3 separate regions of the Mus musculus genome follow, and all the other regions are linked to region 2. A link is a loop called in an ENCODE intact Hi-C map of the cell type or tissue named here. Cell type or tissue: heart. All regions are shown on one strand. Each heading gives the region's core, and the rest is flanking DNA. Links, peaks and the distances in the headings are about the cores only.

What was found. Hi-C counts contacts between places; a loop is a spot of excess contacts. Peaks named below come from ENCODE experiments on the same cell type or tissue, not always from the same donor. Only the 100,000 strongest peaks of a DNase experiment are listed, where the experiment ranks them.
Region 1: a loop joins it to region 2, with 10 times the contacts of the local background. A loop is called at or near these places in 39 of 42 quality-filtered maps.
Region 3: it touches region 2 in a loop (5-fold over the local background); 17 of 42 quality-filtered maps call a loop at or near these places.

What each region holds. Positions count from the first base shown.
Region 1 is chr11:95,530,962-95,536,895 of GRCm38, forward strand. No RefSeq gene overlaps it. Among named protein-coding and RNA genes, the nearest start is that of Nxph3, 19 kb to the left of the region's middle. In heart, for the core only: a CTCF peak has its summit at 2,984 (motif pointing right); a DNase peak (open chromatin) is centred at 2,990; H3K4me3 peaks cover 388 bases; H3K27ac peaks cover 254 bases; H3K27me3 peaks cover 2,708 bases.
Region 2 is chr11:95,645,609-95,651,542 of GRCm38, forward strand. No RefSeq gene overlaps it. Among named protein-coding and RNA genes, the nearest start is that of Phb, 18 kb to the right of the region's middle. In heart, for the core only: a CTCF peak has its summit at 3,431 (motif pointing left); a DNase peak (open chromatin) is centred at 3,473; H3K27me3 peaks cover 2,375 bases.
Region 3 is chr11:95,574,193-95,580,126 of GRCm38, forward strand. Ngfr (nerve growth factor receptor (TNFR superfamily, member 16)) reads right to left here. Exons shown (of 6, transcript NM_033217.3): 3 at 3,782-4,141; 4 at 1-251. Among named protein-coding and RNA genes, the nearest start is that of Ngfr, 11 kb to the right of the region's middle. In heart, for the core only: a CTCF peak has its summit at 3,726 (motif pointing right); no DNase peak of the experiment used is centred there; H3K4me3 peaks cover 1,325 bases; H3K27ac peaks cover 1,867 bases; H3K27me3 peaks cover 3,347 bases.

The DNA.
Region 1 (5,934 bases), core at 659-5,658, 110 kb before region 2:
GTTTCTACTAAGTTGCCCAGGCTGGCCTTGAACTCACTTTTCCCAAGGTCTACCTTGAGCTTGCAGTCCTTTTGCCTCAGCTCCTCAGAAGCTGGGACCACAGGTCTGCACCAGCAGGCCTGAGCATCTCCATCACAGGTGCCACACTCTCCTCTCCTCACAGCTCAGATCCCAGATGGGACCTTGGTCACTCAGAAGGCACTCTTCCCTGGAAACATTACCAGAAAGGTAGACCTGTAGTTTACAGCTAAGGGGAGGTCACGGCATCTCCCTGCCCCTTAAGATGCCTGTATAGGGCTGGAGAGATGACTCACTGATTGCTCTTCCAGAGGTCCTGAGTTCAATTCCTAGCAACCACATGGTGGCTCACAACCACCTTTAATGGGATCCAATGCCCTCTTCTGGTGCATCTGAAGACAGCTACATTATACTCGTATACATTAAATAAATAATATATTTTTAAAAAGATGTCTGTATAGGAGCTGGAGTAATGGCTCAGTGATTAAGAGCACTTCCTGCTCTTTTAGAGGACCGGTGTTCAATTCTCATGCTAACTCACAATTGTCTGTAGCCCCAGTTCCAGGGGATCTGACACCTTCACACAGACATACATTAGGGCAAAACGCCAATGCACATGAAAAAGTAATTTCAAAAAGATATCTGTCTAATTTGTTTAGAACTCTGTCCCATTTATTGATGTAGCCAGGCACTTCCAGTGTCAATACGAACCATGTGGACATTTACAGCTAATATGGGTTCTGATCCAATTTAATTTTGGTGCTCACTGTACTGTGTTGTTTATCAATCAGTAAGTAAGGGTGGGGGTGGGGTGGGGAGGGTGGGTGGGGAGGGTTGGGGGTGGCCGAGAGAGTGAAGAGCTGTCACTCCAGCATCTTCCTGATGCCATGGCTGCCTGACAGGGCCTGGAGAGCTTGCTCTGTCCCTCCAGTTTCGGGGAATCAATTTTTCTCTTCTGATCTCAGGCAGGCTATGCAAGCATATGCATATGGCACAACGCTCATATGCATAAAACAAATAAATCTGAATATATATATATATATATATATATATATATATATATTTGGATTTTTGAGACAGGGTTTCTCTGTATAGCCCTGGCTGTCCTGGAACTCACTCTGTAGACCAGGCTGGCCTCGAACTGCCTGCCTCTGCCTCCCGAGTGCTGGGATTAAAGGCGTGTGCCACCACGCCCGGCCAAATCTGAATTCTTAAAAAAACACCCTGACAATAGAAGCTTACTAGAGAAAGGGTTTGTTTTAGCTCACAGCTCAAGCTACAGTCCATCATGGCGGAAATCAAGGCAGCAGGAGCTTGAGGTACCTGGTCACATGGTGTCCAGTCACAAAGAGGCCTGAGTGCACAGGGCTACTTGGCTAGGTTTCCTTTGTGCAGTCTAGAATCCCATGAAAGGGTCACACCCACAGTGGGCCAGCCTTCTCGGTTCATTTAACCAAACCAAGATGGCTACCTCCGACCCCCCAGGCACACCCTGAGGCTCTGCTCCTAGCTGGTTTTAGGTCCTGCCACTAAGTGACAACACTAATCATTCCAGAGAGGGGTGGAGCCAAAGATTGGAGCGTGGAAGTTCTGAAAAGTCAAAGAACTAAAAAACAGCAATGTAAATGGCTTTTTACAAAGAGGGTATCAACTACCATCTCTCTCATTTGTCACCTGGCAGCCATACTGCTCCGCCCCCTAGCTAGTCTCCACCCAGTGGATTCCCTAGTCCACTGGTTCTCAGACTTCCTAATGCGGAGCCTCTTTAATACGGTTCCTCACGTTGTGGTGATCCCCAACCGTACGATTTTATCGTTGCTACTTCATAACTGTAATCTTGATAATATTATGAATTGTAATGTAAATACTTGATATGGGACTCCAGGGGGTCGGGACCCACAGGTTGAGAAACACTGCCCTGGCATCCTTAGGAAACATGTACAGTGGTCCCTACACTACCCTGTGTAGATAGAACGTTCAGACTCAGTGTGGTGACCCACTGTGCCTTCCCTTGGGGGCTCCAGTCAAATGTCGTTCTTCAGAGAGCCCCACTTAAGGCAACAGTGCCTGTCCAAGGCCCTTTGGCTCCTGTCCATCTGCCCATAGAGAATTTGAGGTATTGGCCATCTTCCCCTCCCGCACGAGTCTTTGGGTCCAGAAGGCGGTGGATACCTGTGTTGGTGGCCGACTGTGTAGCCAGTGCTTTGATCAAATCATCAGGCCATCAGGTGGCCCAGCCCCCAGAGGCACCCTGTGTTCTGCTGTGAGCTGGGGAGAGGAGAGCTGGTAACCGCATCTTTACACGGCTTTGGTTTGTTTAAGCGATTACAGAGAACATGTAGTACGTTGACTTATAATTAAAAAGAAAATCCAATAAAGTTAATAAAAAAAGAAATTAAAGTTTTCATTTCCTGGGGACTAAACAAGAATGCAGCAGAAGGGAGCACAGGTGTCTCCTGAGGCTGGTGGATTGGCGGAGTGGAGAGTGCTGGAGGGCGTGGTTGAGTGGAGGGGTGAGAGAGACAGGAGGGGCTGGAATTGAGACTGTGGGGCTGTGTGTCCGGAGGGCTGGGAGGCGAAAGTAGAGGCTGGGAGCCATCGAAGCTGAGATGTACAGTCGGTTTCATGCGGGTTCATTGTGGGATGACTGACAGGGAATGTGGCTTGTGGAGGTGGCGAAGGCTGGCCACCCCGGGACACCACCACTGGACCGTGGACAGCCTGTGGTACACACATATATACATGTCTGTGTCCTCAGAGCCTTTTGGCGTTATTCGTGTCTCATTTCTCCAGCGATAAAATAGAGGTTGGCACAATATGCCAAGGGTCTTCCAGTGTGGATGTCTGCCTCAAAGGATGCTGAGTCCTGAGATCTGTTGGAAATGAGGTTGGGTTAGAGTGCTGTTGGAGGAGTATTCCCACACTTGAGACAGAGGCTCCCCAGTAGGAGGCTCTGCCTCTGGCCAGCAGGGGGCGCTGCGATGCCGCGGCATTGCCCGTTGCTCGGTATGGACGCTGGACTTGCACGCCAGCTGTCCACTGCCTCTTGCCTGAAGGGATCTTTGCCTCTGACCACTCAGGTCGAGCCACGATGTCCAGCGGCACTCCGGTGTCTGCTTCTTTGGGTCGAAGAGATGAGGCTGGGTCAGGAGCCTGTCAAAAATCATTCCTTCCATGCCCCAGGCTCCTCTCTTGGAGTTTCACAGCCAGGTCTCTCTGGCTCTTCCTGCTCTGCAGTCTTTGCCTATAAAGCCGTTTCTAGGTGTTTATCCAATTCTTTCTCGAAGAAGCTGAAAAGCCTTGTGAGCTGTTTTTCTGAAATGTAGAAGCCTCCCAGAGATGGGTCAGCCACATTCCCTCCTGTGCTAGAGTCTCCACCACCTGCGCCTACATTCTATCACGGCCTCCTAGTCCCCAGTCCCTCTTGTGATCTTCTCCTTTCCTGTGGCAGGACAGCTGGAGTGATGTCTCTCCTCCACAGTGGGTCTGGTAGATGCCCTAGACTAGGCAGTTTTAGGCAGTTGAACCCTGGGTTAGCCTATCTCTGGCCAGCCCTCCCTGTGTGATTGCAGTCCCTTCAGATATTTTCCAGGGGCTTCCGCCCCCCCCTCCCCCCCCCCCCCCCCGCCAGATTCCCTAATCCCCACAACCTCTGATGCCCTCAGTGGTGGTGGGGGTGGGGTCTGGGAGAGGTCATGTTCTGGATCATTTGGGACCTCTGGCCTCTCACTTCAGTATCTTGTCTGACCTCCTTCTCTGCATACCCCTCATTGCTTCTGCTACCCCAGGCCTGGCATATTCTTGGGTTTCTCTGTCTCTGTCTGCCTCACCCCCATCTCAGACAAGGTCTCAGGTCCTTGGAGTCATTGTGTGACTGAGAACGGCTTTCAACTTCTGATCCTCTCTGTAATTCTGGGACCACAGACCTGCATCGCGGTATCCGATTGTATGCCATGCTGCAGATTCCTGCAGGCAAGATAAGCGCTCTGCCAACTGCGATACAGCCCTGCCCACTGGGTGTCTATTTGGTCCCAAAGTCAAAGGAAGCTCTGTCACCTCTCATTTGACTAATTTGTACCTTCTCGCTTTCTGGGCTACCTGCTCTGGAGTTCACTGGGCACTTGGTGGGACCAAGATAACAACAGAGCATCCTGGGACTCCGCACCCTGGTGACCAGTCTCTCAGCCTCCAAGTGTGACTTGGAGGAGAGACCCCTGTCAGATGCTCAGCTATCAAAGGAACCCACTTAACCCTTACTGCCTAGTCTTCGGCTGCATCCTGTCTCTCAGTGCCTAGGGTTGCAGGCCCCATTAGACTAAGGCCTAGAGTCTGAGTGTGGGGGGATCCACAGGAGTGAGGCCAGACCAGCTTCCCAGGGAGAGTACCCAGCTGTGTGGCATGTGGAATAGAAAAAGTGGCTTTAGCCAAGGGGGGTGGGAGGTGGGGGTGGGGTGGAACAGGAGGGATGGCTCAGTGGTTAAGAGCAGGTACTGCTCTTCCAGAGGACCTGAGTTCAATTCCCTGAACTCATCACTGTCTGTGACTCCAATTCCAGGGACTCTGAAGCAGAACTCACACATGATAAAGCAACCAGCCCTAGGCCAGTGCAGAGACACACCCACGAAACACACGCTTGCCTCTGCTCTCCATTCTGTCCTCGGTCAGCTGTGGGGATCCGGTCAGTGGGCAACTCCTCAGGATGCCCATGTCACGAGCTGCTGAAACGTTAAGATGTAGGGAGTGCCCTGGACCTGTGCAGACAGACCCGCCTGACCGGGAAGGCCCGGGTTAGGCGCCTGATCATGCCCAGGGCTGCCCAATCCTCAGCAGGGCCCTGAATGACAGGATGGCAGAGTGGTTGTGACCCTGACAAAAACTCACTTTACTGTGTGACTGTGGCAAGGAAACTCCTGTATCTTCTGAGCCTCACTTTCCCTACCTATAGAATGGGCCAACAGTATCTCCAACAGCTATGGCGTTAAATGATGGAGTTTAACAGCAGCTCTGGAAGCTAAGTCTGTGCGGGTACCAGGGACGCTCCTAGGACTGAGTCATGCCCCCCGCAACAAGCTTGGAGTCTGCTCTGTCTCTGATCCCATTCTGTAGATGGAACTACTCCACTGAGCTGCAGAGGCAGAGCACAGAGCAAGCGTCCCCAGAACCAGATCTATCTACATTACTCATCGACACTTGAATTCAGGTTACACATATTCAAACTCACTGAATCCTCATAATCCACCCAGTGAGCCCATGGGCAGGGAACCAAGGCCCAGAGAGGCTGTGGCACTTACCCAGAGCCACACAGCATAGAGGGGCTGAAGGCAGCACTGTCTGGCTCAGGTGACCATGCTCCCTCTTCTCAGGAAATAAACACACAAACCCAAGTACTTGTCATATAAGCACAGATTTCAGGAAAGTATAATGACTTTGCTTTATAAACGGAGGACTGTGGCTTGTAAGACCTGGGAGAGGGCAGGAGCCAACCTCTTCTGCCTCTGATGCAGGAGTGAACAACAGTGAGTTCTGTTGGTAAGACTGGGAGAGAGTGGACCAGCTGAAATGGGTTTTGAAGGATGCGTAGGAGTTTTCCAGGTAGGCACAAAAGGAAACACATCTAGGAAGAGGGAAGAACATGAGGTATAGAGGTGAGAGCGTCTGTGGTGGATGAAGGGAGGAGCTCCTGGCAGAAGGCAGGACCGCATGCTACGGTTTGGATGTCGCTGGACCCAGTCTGACATCCTGTTCTCCACATGGTGAAGGGAGAGGCTGCAGAATCTCTGAGTAGTGGAATCCGGAGAGATGTCTTTAGGTAAGCCACATACATTCATATAAGTAAAATAAAAATAAATTATTAAATAAAATAGGAATTCCAAGCCTGGGGTCAGCAAGGTGGCTCAGTGGGCAAAGGTTCTTGTT
Region 2 (5,934 bases), core at 522-5,521:
CACCAACGGGTGCTGAGCTCCCTGCTGCCCTGCTCCACACCCCTTCCTCCAGGAAGCCCGCCGGGTCCAGGCCGCCAGAGCTGGCTCTGCCCACACACGATCCCAGCTCCGCCCGCAGCCCTGAGCATCGCAGCCGGGGCCTGTGGCCAGGCACGGGCGGGTTGCGGAGGGCACACAAAGACGCGGGCTGCCCCGGCCTTTGATGAGTAATGGCTATTCCCTGGAGCCACGATTCCACTCGGCTGCTTTGGCGCCCCCCTGCCCCTCCCCACTCCAGCTCCTCAAATAAGACTCGTTTTTGTTCGCAGGACACAATGCGAGAAAATGTCACCCAGGGGGCGTGCCCCCTGGCCCCTATCCCTGACAACCGGAGCTCTTAATCACTGGGCCTCCTTCCTCCCCAGCCTCCCTCCCCAGCAGCTGGGGGAGCTGAGGGAGCGGGCAGCAGTCAGGGTAGGGGTGGCCAGTTACCACCTTCTTGCTCTGAGCGCTCTTCCAGCTGTAGGTTCTCCCCACTCCCCAACACACACACACACACACACACACACACACACACACACACACACACACCATCTCCTGTACTCAACTGGTTCTTCTCTTGCCATCAAAACCTGCCAGGACCTCTATACAAGTGTTGCATCAGAAAACTGTAGGAAGCTTTGAAAAGTGCAGTACCAAGAGAAAAGGCGTCATCAAGAGTGGTAGTGCGTGAGGACCGATGTCTGTCCTTTCTACAGCCACTGTGTCCAAGCTGGCCTGCCCAAGGGGACTTTCAGGCTGAGATTCCACTGAAGAGATCTCTCTTGTTTGGATAGATTTAGGGCAAGAGGCTTTCTTTCCATGCAAGGGCTCTGTGGCCAATGGTGGCATTAAGGCTCAGAGCTGAATGTGATGACACCTTTAATCCCAGCACTGGGGAGGCAGAGGCTAGTGGATCTCTGAGAATTCAAGGCCAGCCTCGTCTAAAGATCCGAGTTCTAAGACAGCCAGGGCTACACAGAGAAACCCTGTCTTGAAAAACAAAAACAAACAAAAGGATTGACTGAAAGAGACAGAACTGTGGCTCTCCCCACTTACCTCCCTGAGAATCTGTTCATCTCCACCGCCATGTGAGTGAGTGCTCTACCTGAGAACTGTGTGCCTTGCTCTGCAGACCCAGCCTCTCTGGCTCAACCCACCCTTAACTTCTATATACACTTCTGGAGCCTTCTCTGCAGAGGTCTCAGTTACCAATCACATCATCTCTCCCTCTAAAGCGTGTGTCTACCTGCTCACTTTCCTCCATCTCTTCAGTCTCTGTCTCTGTCTCTGTCTCTGTCTCTGTCTCTCTGTCTCTCTCTCTCTTTCAAGACCTCTGTACCAGGAATCTGGGAAAGGACTCTCTGTCTCTGTGTGTTTCTCTCTGTCTCTGTGTCTGTGTCTCTCTCTTGCTCTCTGGGTCTCTGTCTCTCTGTCATCTCTGTCTCTGTGTGTCTCTCTTGCTTCTGTCTCACTCTCTTGCTCTCTCTCTTTCTCTTGCTCTCTCTGTCTCTGTTTCTCCGTGTCTCTGTCTCTCTGTCTCCGTCTCTGTCTCTCTCTCTCTGTCTCTCCCTCCCCCCCTCCTCTCTGTGCCTCCCTCCGCCCCTCCCTGCTTCCACTCTTGTCCCCCTACAGTGCATTTGCCACACAGCAGACAGAGCAATCTTTATAAAATGGGAATCAAATCATGTCACTTCCTCACTTAAAAGCCTCCATAGACTTCTCATTGCCCTGAGACTGAAAGGGAAAGTCTGCTGTCAGTGAGGTGTGGAGGCAGAAGGATGGACAAGAAGGCACTTTTCCCTGTGTGAGGAGGGACCCTCCCCCCCCCAACCCCGCCAGCCAGGTGGTAATTGCAGTGCAGAGGCCAATGCCCCTCCTTTGAGGAATATGCTTAGACTTATAAAACTTGTGTGCCCGAGGCCCCACGACGACAGACGGAGCCACACTGCTTGCCCAGGTCTCCCACCTCATTTGCTGCCCATCTTCCCTTTCCCTGACTCCAAGGAATTCAGGGAGACAAGGGAAGATTATATCCCAGCGTGTGACTTCCAGGACTATTTCTGCAAGCATTTAATCACTCAGCACATGTACTGAATCCCTCCACAGAGTCAGAGTTAGGCACGGCGATTCATAAATAGGGATTCTGGCCTATCGGCGAGGGCAGACAGATTACAGAGAAACATAAGATGTGTAATGGGAAGCCTGTCTGGAAACTGGAGGGGAGGGACATAGGGAGGACGAGGAGGACGCAAAGGAGACAAATGTTTGTCCTTGACCCCAGCCTCTGCAGAGGAGTCTGAGTTCACCAGGCAGATGTCCAGGAGCCCCTGGAAGAACACAGGCTGGCTGATCAGAGCATGGAGAGAAGTGTGGTGCAGACAGGTCAAGGAGCATGCTGGGAACTGAGCTTAGGCCGGGCAAGCAAGGGTCAGACCATGAATGGACTGGGAAGTCTCATTAGGACTTGGCTTCATCTTCAGACCACAAGGCTACAGTGGGGATGCTAGGACAGAAATGTGCATAATCAGATTTGTGCTTCAGAGAGCACTCTGGCAGCAGAGAGATATGATAGACCGGAGAGGGGACAGGCTGGAGTCAGGGAGACGGACTGTTCCGGAAGAAACGGTGATGGTGGGGTGGGGGTGGGGGTGGGGGGTGGGGACATTTTCAGGGAAAGCCTGCCCAGACTTCGTGAACATGGAGTGGGACACGTGAGACAAGAGAGCTCGATGTGGACACCTGGATTGCAAGCTTAGGTGATTGGGGGAAGGGAAGCAGGGGTGGGGGTGGGGAAGACATGTGAGGTAGATATCTGAGGGACAAGCAAGTAGAGACCTGGAAACCTTGTCTACACTTAGAGATGAAATGTGCCCTGGGGCAAGGGCCCAGGGGTCATATCAAGAGCATAGAGATCAACAGATGGCTCTCTCAGTGTCCCTAGGAGGTTGCTGCCTCTCATGCCTTCCAGAGGAATAGCCTCACACAGGAAGATGAAGTCAGGCCAGGAACTGATGCTTGCCTGCAGAAACCAACACCAGCCAGGAGTTACATGGCCGTGCCAGGAATGGGTGAACCTCTACCCCCCTCCCCCCATGATTGTGCTTTAGAAAACATCTGACGAAGCAAATCCTCATGTTTTTCAGATGCAGAAATGGAGACTGGCTTTCCCACCCCACCTCACCCCCTAAAAAAAAAAAAATTACACATTGGGGTGAGGATGGAGAATCTGCAATTACCAGTGAACCATGCACAGTCTATTTCCATGGAGCCTGTGTGTGACAGGGTCAAAGGGAAGGTGTCTGGAAGAGGCCTGGAGACCCTGCAATTGCTGACCCTTTCCCATGGTAGATGGCTCCCAATCCCTAGAGAGCGCCACCCTGTACTCAAGGACACTGGCTCCTCCTAGTGGCCATGTGGAGCATTGCTTTTGATTCCCCATTGGCTAGAGCAGTCCCTAGAGCATCAATTTCCCTCTGATTCATTTCCAAATTGAGCCCAGTCCCAGTGGCCTTCACCCCGGGGCAGACCTTCCTCCTCACAGGGGACTCGGTCACTCTCAACAAGGCTGTGAGCTGACCCGCAGATGCTCTCTTCCTCGGGGACTGGACAGAATGTTTCCACACTTATAGCAAGGGACAGGAGACAAAGAGTCAGTCCATGTTGGTGCCTCTCACAGCCCACCTGGACCAGAGGCACCCTGCTGCCTCCTCCAGGCTGGACACAGTGCTTGCAATGATGGTATTCAGTGTCCATGGGAGTCAGAAGCCCACACCACCGGTCCACCCCTTGCTCCTGGTTGGAATACCCACACTCATTTAGTGCCTGCTGTTCAATCCAGCACCACGTTAGTAACTTATTTATTTAGGTGTTAGAGTCTAGCATGTGCTAGCATGTCTAGGCAAGGGGTCTATGCTGAGCCACATGTCCAGCCATTGTCGTGTAGGACTTAAATAAATAAAACCGTTTCCAGGACCAGAGTCGATGGCTCAATTGATAAAATTCTTGCTATTCAACCATGAGGTCTGGGCGAAAAGCAAAGGATGGCTGTAGATGCCTGTAATCTAACACCAGGAAGGAGACAAGAGGATCTGAGGGCCAGTCTATCTCAATCAGTGAGCTCTAGGCTCACTTGTCTAGGCTCAGAGACCTTGACATAGAGATAAGACGGCAGAGCGTGGTGACACGTCACTTTCAGCACTTTTTCTTTTTCTTTTTTTTAAAGATTTATTTATTTATTTTTATGTATATGAGTACACTGCAGCTGTCTTCAGACACACACCAGAAGAGAGCATCAGATCCCATTACAGATGGTTGTGAGCCACCATGTGGTTGCTGGGAATTGAACTCAGGACCTCTGGGAGAGCAGTCAGTGCTCTTAACAGCTGAGCCATCTCTCCAGCCCCACTTTCAGCACCTTCATCCCAGCACTTAAAAGGCAGATGCAGGCCTGCCTCTATGAGTTCAAGGCCAGTCTGGTCTACATAGTAAGACCCTGTCTCAAAAAACAAGAACAAAGACAAAAATAAGGTAGAAGTGTGATTGAAGAAGACACCCAAGGTCAACCTCTGGCTTCCAGATGCCAGGAGCATGTGTAAGCACGCCTGTGCTTGCCAGTGCACACAGAGCAGGGAGGGAATGGAAGGGAGGGGAGGAGGGAGGGGGAGAGGAGAGAGAGAAGCTGACTCCAGGTTCCTCTGGTGACATCAGCGGTTATGCAGCCCCTCTCTAGGATACAACCAGTCTTCAGTTCTCTGCTGGGATCTGCCTGCAGCCCCCAGCTTCTTCGCTGCTCTTTCCTTTGGAGGGCAGTAAGTAGCAGCCACACCTGGGGGCTTCCTCAGCAGTGTCAAGAACCCCGCTTTTGCTCCTCCCACCCCCGTGTCCAAGAGCTTAAGATTTTTCATGCCTGGCAGCCCTGGGGAAGAGGTGGGCTATGCCATTTCTGAGATTTTATGTCTTTTTCCCAGGACGAATTGGTTGCATGGGTGTCCACCTGAGGCACCGTGTCTCCTCCTTCCAGCTGGGGCTGCACTTCTGGGATAACAAAAAGAGAGTGGTCCTGAGGAGGGAGGGCAGCCTCTGCTGGAATAGCCCTTGGAGATGATCCCAGCCCTAGCTGGCATTCACTTGAGCCCTGAGGTGCTTCTGTGCACCACTTGGGGGGGGGAGCTCCATCACCCCCATTTTGCAAAAGAGGAAACAAATCAAAGACGCAACTGTAGTCACAGAATGGCCAAGTGTCCTGACTGGAGTTCAGTGTCCTTTCCCACAACAGCTCACCCTGCACAGCCTGAGACGTCCAAGAGACCTGTTTGGAGATGGCTTCAGGCTCGGCGACCTGGAGAGATGGATTCCCGGGATTGACTCCAACACAGGTCCGCCTCCTTCTCCCTCCTTCCCTTCCTTCTTTTTTCAGTCTAAAGATCAGGAGACCCTAGAAGGTAAGAGCTCAGCTTCTGTCACTTCTGAATTGGCCGCAGCACAGGATCTGACAGAGCACAACCGAACAGTAGCTGTGTTGGAAGAAGGGTGGAGCCAACGTTCGGGGCCTGCTGAACTCTGACTCACTCTTGAGGAGTCCTCTGTGGAGTTGGGCCAAGCTCCGTGCCCTGGAACAATCTTCATGGTGTTTTGCTCTCTGTGAGCGCTGAGTAGTGGTGGCCAGGGAGGAGTAATGAGTGTTACAGTGTCCCGTGAGAGCTAGCAATGTGCAGGTGGTGACCCTATAGAAGGGCAAGTGTGTCACAGCAAGGAACTCAGAGCCCAGCCCAGAGCAAGGACAATGGGGGTGAGGGGTCCTCCAGCTCCCTCTACCATCACCTGAGCTAACCACTGACACAACCTTCCTGACAGGAGCTGGTAGCTTCTCTCTCTCTCTCTCTCTCTCTCTCTCTCTCTAACACGCCCTCCCCA
Region 3 (5,934 bases), core at 659-5,658, 71 kb before region 2:
CTTGAAAGCAATATAGGCCACAAGGCCCACAACCACAGCAGCCAAGATGGAGCAATAGACAGGAATGAGGTTGTCAGCGGTGCCTCGGGTCACTACAGGCTGGGAGCTGCCCATCACAGTGGTCACCGTATCGGCCACTGTGCTGGCTATGAGGTCTCGCTCTGGAGGTGCCTCCGGCTCCTGGGTGCTGGGTGTTGTGACGTCAGAGCCCTCCGGGGGCGTAGACCTTGTGATCCATCGGCCAGGGATCTCTGAGGAACAGGGCCACAGGAGTTAGGACCTACCCAGGCCTTCCCCTTAGCTCCAGCTTTCCAGGGCTTCATCATGAGCCTCCAGGCACACAGGGCCAGGCTGTTACGCATGGGGGTGGAAGCTGGGACTGTGCACATGCAGTTTAGAAAAGAAGAGCAAGAGCTGTATGACAGGAGACTTCTATCAGTATGGGGCCTCGACTTCCCCATCTAGAGAATGGGCTTTCTGAAAAGAAATGGTCTTTAAACAACTTTTTGGCTTAGGCTGCAGAACCAGGATTCTAGTGTCTGCCAGCAGCCACGCATGAACACCAAGAAGCCTGCATGCTGTAGAGCATCTTTAAGCTGGAGCAATGACTTAATTGCTTTGAGGAATGGAATTGCTCTGACTTAGTGACCACAGCCTTCAGGAAGGATAGGGCACTTAGAGCTGATCAGAGGCCTGATCAGAGATGCTGCCCGGCAGGTGGCACTCAGCCCCTTCCTGTCTCAGATGCTCCAGGCCTAGGCTGGCACTAGATGTATAACTGGCTTACTTCACCCCCAGCCAGTCCTTGAACAGTGGCCAGCATGTTTCTTGTAACGCCTGACACCCCCCACTCCCAAAACAGCCTAGCCCTGGCATCTAGAGAAGAGTGGGTTAGACAGCTGGCACCCTCGTTAGCAGGAAGCAGACAGCTGGCGGAGGGAGGGCCTACGAACTAGACCCTGCCTCAGAAGGAGCAATTCTGTGCTTGGCCACCCATCTAGGCCCGCTCATGCCATTTGGACATTGCCAGCCTTCCTGGCAGAGGCTCCAGCCCCTCTTGGCACTAGTGGGTGGGATTTTCCATTCTGCCACCCAGCCAGAGGCAGGGCTAGGGGTTGTAGGCTCTGGATGGTGGCCTGGGGGATACTTGTCTGGGCAAAGCAGCCTGTCCTATCCATTCTCACTTCCCACGCAGGGAAAACAGGGAGGGAAAGCAGACAGGGTATGCTTGTAAGGTTAAGGGGAGGACACTTTGCTACCCAGCTCTGCCCCGCCCAGTCTACAGTGTGCCCACCCAAGCTGGAGTTAAAGCTGCCCACTAGTCCTCTGGGTCTCCCTGGCTCGGGACAGAGATGCTTCAAAGGCCCCATTTTCAGCACCTTCTGAGGGGTAAGGACCCCAGATGTGAGTCTGGAATCCATTTGACTGGCAGTGTGGGGAAGGTTGCCATCTGCTGCCCAGTCCCACCCCACCCCCATCCCAGTACCGGGCAGGGCTGGAAGGAGAGGGTGGGAAGTGGGAGAGACAGCCCTGTCTGGGCATTAGACCCTAGAGGACCTTCTTATGATCCGCTAGGGGAACAGGGAAGGTTGAAGGTGTAGCCTGAATCCAGAGGTTGCAGATGTGACTCAGTTTAGATTGACAGTCCTGCCCCCGAGGTTGATGTGGGTGGGTGAGCGATACAGAAATGAAGGAGCCTCAGAGAAGGGCTAAAGGCAGTGTCGAGTGTCCAGGACACCTCCCCTCACCCCCGCCCCCAGCCTCTCTGATAGGGTTGGAGACGAGATCCAGATGTGGGCCTGTCCTCTGACGTTCCAACCCGCTAAACACTTGGCAGGTCCTGACAGCCATTTCCGGAATGGGAGCTATCAGGAAGAAGAGGGAGCAGGTGACCCCTCCTAAACTTCAATGCGGTAAGGAGGCCGGGCGTCTGCCCCAAGGCTGGGTGAGTCACCATGTTGACACCTGAAATGTATATGCGGGCGAGTATTTAACATTGGACAAGAGTGGGCTGCCAACCCAAGAATCAAATTCCATTTCCTGAAAGGGATGTTTGGCCTCAGGGCCAACATTTAACCCTTCAGACGTTGGAACAGAAAGAACAATATAAGGATAAATGTTACTGGGGGGTCAGGGGGTGCCTTCTGCCAAGATGACTGAGAAAGAAGGATCGCGTCTGGGAAGAAATGATTCCTTGCAAGACGGAGCCTGCCCCTTTTCCAACCAGGTCCTCCCTCTCCTCTAATCACAACCCCGACCTTGTGCACCACCGGCTGATCTAGACTTGCCCACAGAACTGAGCTTCCTGCTTCCTGCTGCCTGACTGCCGAAGCTCTCTCCCCGCTCAGCTTAGCCTCTGAGGCCATTTGCCTGTCTTGACCCGTGGAAATCTCCACCACAGCCACCCTGGGGCCTCTGCCCCATCCCTCTCCACCTATTCATCAAAGAACTGCAAGCATGTTTAGGGCCTCTGTGTAGCTTGCCAGGCTTCTCTGCTCTACTACTAGAGCAAGCTCAAGTCTGGGTATGGAGGAGGCCCTGGCTGGTTGTCAGGACCCCTCCCCGGCCCAAGGACAGGGCATCTGTAGCTTCTATTCCACAAGAGGCCAATGGAAGGCAGAAACTGTGTTGCCTCCATCAGGATCGGGAATCTCCAAAGCTGCGGCTGTCTTCTCTCTCCAGGTCACCACGGGCTGGGGTACCATGCTCCTCTCATTGGACCTGTGTCAAAGGCCATTCCCTCTCCGGGAAAACTAGGGACGTCCCTGAAGGGGATGCTCTTGCCTGCTCAATGTGAGGGCAACCTGAGGTTCAAATTCAAAGACAAATAGATCCATGGGCAGGCCACCCGCTGATGAACAGAATGAAAACAAACAAACAAGCAACAAACCAATACCAGTTGACCCCTTGGAGAAGAACACTACCAGTGACCGTGGTGCCTATACCCTGGCTCTCAGCTGCCTCCTCCTGTCCCAGGATCTCTCTATCTCTTTCAGGTGAGTTATCTGGATAAGGCAGGCCCACAGCTTTCTCTTGTCTACAGCCCTCAGTAGAGGAGAGCCCTCCAAGCATGGCCCACATTATCGTACTTGCCATGCCCCCACTTGCCACACCTCTTTTGTTCCCTGGAACCACTTCCTTCATTATCTGGCCATTTTTTTTCAACCAACTCTGTCTCATTAAATGGCCACAATGCTACCTCATCTCCAGACACCGCGAGGAGAATGTGTCACTCACCCCAACAGCCTTATCGTGACCCTACGGCTACCAGAAAACACTTAGGTCCAGAGACGGGAGTAATCCCCTGGTGTCACTCGGGGCTAATTTGATTTGGGATGCTATAGCCATCATCACCACCCACATCTGGCCTCATAGCTGAAGGCCCCTCACTCCTGTGAGTCCCCAGCCTGACTCCAGAGCAGAAAGCCTGCTCTAGGCTGGAAGGAAGCCTGATTCAGACTCTGGCATCTATGGCGCCTTCCAGATGCTGTTTGTCACCCATATAATCGCTGAGAGAGGAGTTAGAATGACTTCTTCCAGTGAACAGTAAGCCGGGTCTTCCCACTGTCAGTCCAAAGAAGGAATTGGTGGAAAAGATTTTGCTGCGAGGTTGAATCTAGAATCACCACCTCAGTGCTCTTATCAAGAATGTGTTACTAAGCCTCAAAGTAGGTTCTTACCGGATGAAGGCCAGCCTAGGCCCTTACGACCTCCAGAGGGCGCCCTTCCTCACGAATCTAGCTCTTCACGCCCACCCCACCCAGCCTGGAACCATGCTCACCCTCGCATTCGGCGTCAGCCCAGGGCGTGCACTCGCGTAACTGGCGCTCAGTGTCCTCGCACACCGTGCAGGGTAGGCACGGGTCCACGTGGTTGGCTTCATCTGAGTATGTGCCCTCTGGGCACTCTTCACACACTGTGTTCTGTTTGTCCTGGCAGGAGAACACGAGTCCTGAGCCCACCCCGCACACGCTGCAAGCCTCGCAGCGGCCAGTCTCCTCGTCCTGGTAGTAGCCATAGGAGCATCGGCACACGGCATCGTCTGCCTCCACACAGGGAGCGGACATACTCTGCAGGCCCAGGCACTCGGTGCACGGCTTGCACGGCTCGGTGGCGCTCACCACGTCAGAGAACGTAACACCTGCGGACAACAACACACACACGGGGAAGCATCAGCGGCAGAACTTAGTCACAAGGACGGTGTTTGAGCACGGGCATGTGAATACAGGACTGGAATCCCTCTGTCCCCATCCTCAGCTAGGACTGCTGCCTCTGTCTCAGCTTCACCTTCTTATTGACACTCTCTTTGCTGGAGTCCCTCACCCTCAGCCTGAGAAAGCTGGTTTGGCATCTGACTGGGAAGGAGACCCATTCCCCAGGTCCCAGAAGAGTCGGCCCTGGGGCATCCTGAGGTCCCAGCTGTTTAGGTAAATTCCTTGTTCTCAGAGAGTTCCCGGACCTGTACCCTAGTTCCCAGCACAACTAAAATATAATATGAATGGTTCCGTCCAGCCTCACACACTGGCCAGAGGTGAGCCTGTGCCTGAGTTGTCCTTTTTGGCCCTCTTCCCAGGGGGTGGGAGAGGGCAGCTCATGTAAGCCTGGAATGGAGGGACAACAGAATGGCACACTGCTATACCATACTGCCTGCACCTTACCATGCTGCCTGTCCAAGGGCATGTATGGCTCTAAAGAGCAGACCAGTGCTCCAGGGAAGACAGCGCAGGTACAGCAAGAAAGACGGGAGACACTTGCAGGCACAGTGCCCTGGCCCTTTCAGTATTAAGGGTCAGTTCTCAAGCATACCGTCTAAAGGGAGAGTGTGTGTTGGGTGGAAGCAAAGGACAGAATGAAAGGGGTCGCAGTGGGGACAGGAGAGAAAACAGAAGGGGAGGGGCCTGGGTAACAGGTCCACTTCCAGGTAGTTCTTACAGAGGTAACTTGCTTCCCTTTCCCTGGTATCAGGCAGATCTGACTTCCAACTCACTTCTGTGACTCACTAGCTCCTGACACCTGCCTCCGAAGTGCTGGGATTAAAGGGTGTACCACCACCCAAAACAAACAAACAAACAACAACAAAAAAAAAACTAAATAAGTCACACCCACACCCACACCCACAGGGTTGTGATGAAGAATGTGATAGACCCCATGATGAACGGTAGTAAAGATCGTTGGTGGTTGAGGCACAGTCGGATGGCAGAAAGCACTTGGCAGGACAATCTCTCCAAATGAGAGGGTGCTGTGTGGGAGTGAGGGTGGGGACAGGATGGAAAGAGCAAGCCGGCTCCTGGGAAAACACAGAGCTGAGCCGGATGACTCCTGGGAGCAGGTTGTGGATGGTGTGAAAACTGTGGTCTTTTGTTGGCAGAGCATGAAGGCAGGAGCTTAACAGGCTTCCTAGTGGAAACGGGTTTGTTTTTTTGAGGATGGAGGGAAAGTCCGCTGGGGTCCCCAGCCCATAAAGTAGGCTTGTAAAAGCAGCCTGTTAACACAGCTGGAGGGGAGTGTGGCAGAGGAAACCCAAGGAAGAGGAAAGGGGGAAGGAGAGATGCAGGGAGGCTGCCCCGCCCCTCTCAGAGTTGCCCCTGGCTCCTGGCGTGTTTCCTAATTCCTGGCATGGCTTTCCTTGAGTCCCCAACCCACCAGCTGTTGAAGAAGGGTACACAGGAGAGAGAGGGGTATGACCTAGGACACTGACAGCCAGGCAATAGGAGGCAGTACTCCTGGCTGATGTTCAGTGCCTTAGGACAGAGACTCTGTGAATCTGAGGTAGGTAAGGTGCCACCTTCCAAGAGGGCAGAGCCTTTCCATCCAGCCCAGGTGTCCCACTGCTGGGGACAGGGCTACAGAAGTCACAAGCACAGAGATAGAAATGCATGTGTGTGAGAACACTAAGGAGTCCGGTTACCTGAAGGCTGGGCAGACTCGGGAGGG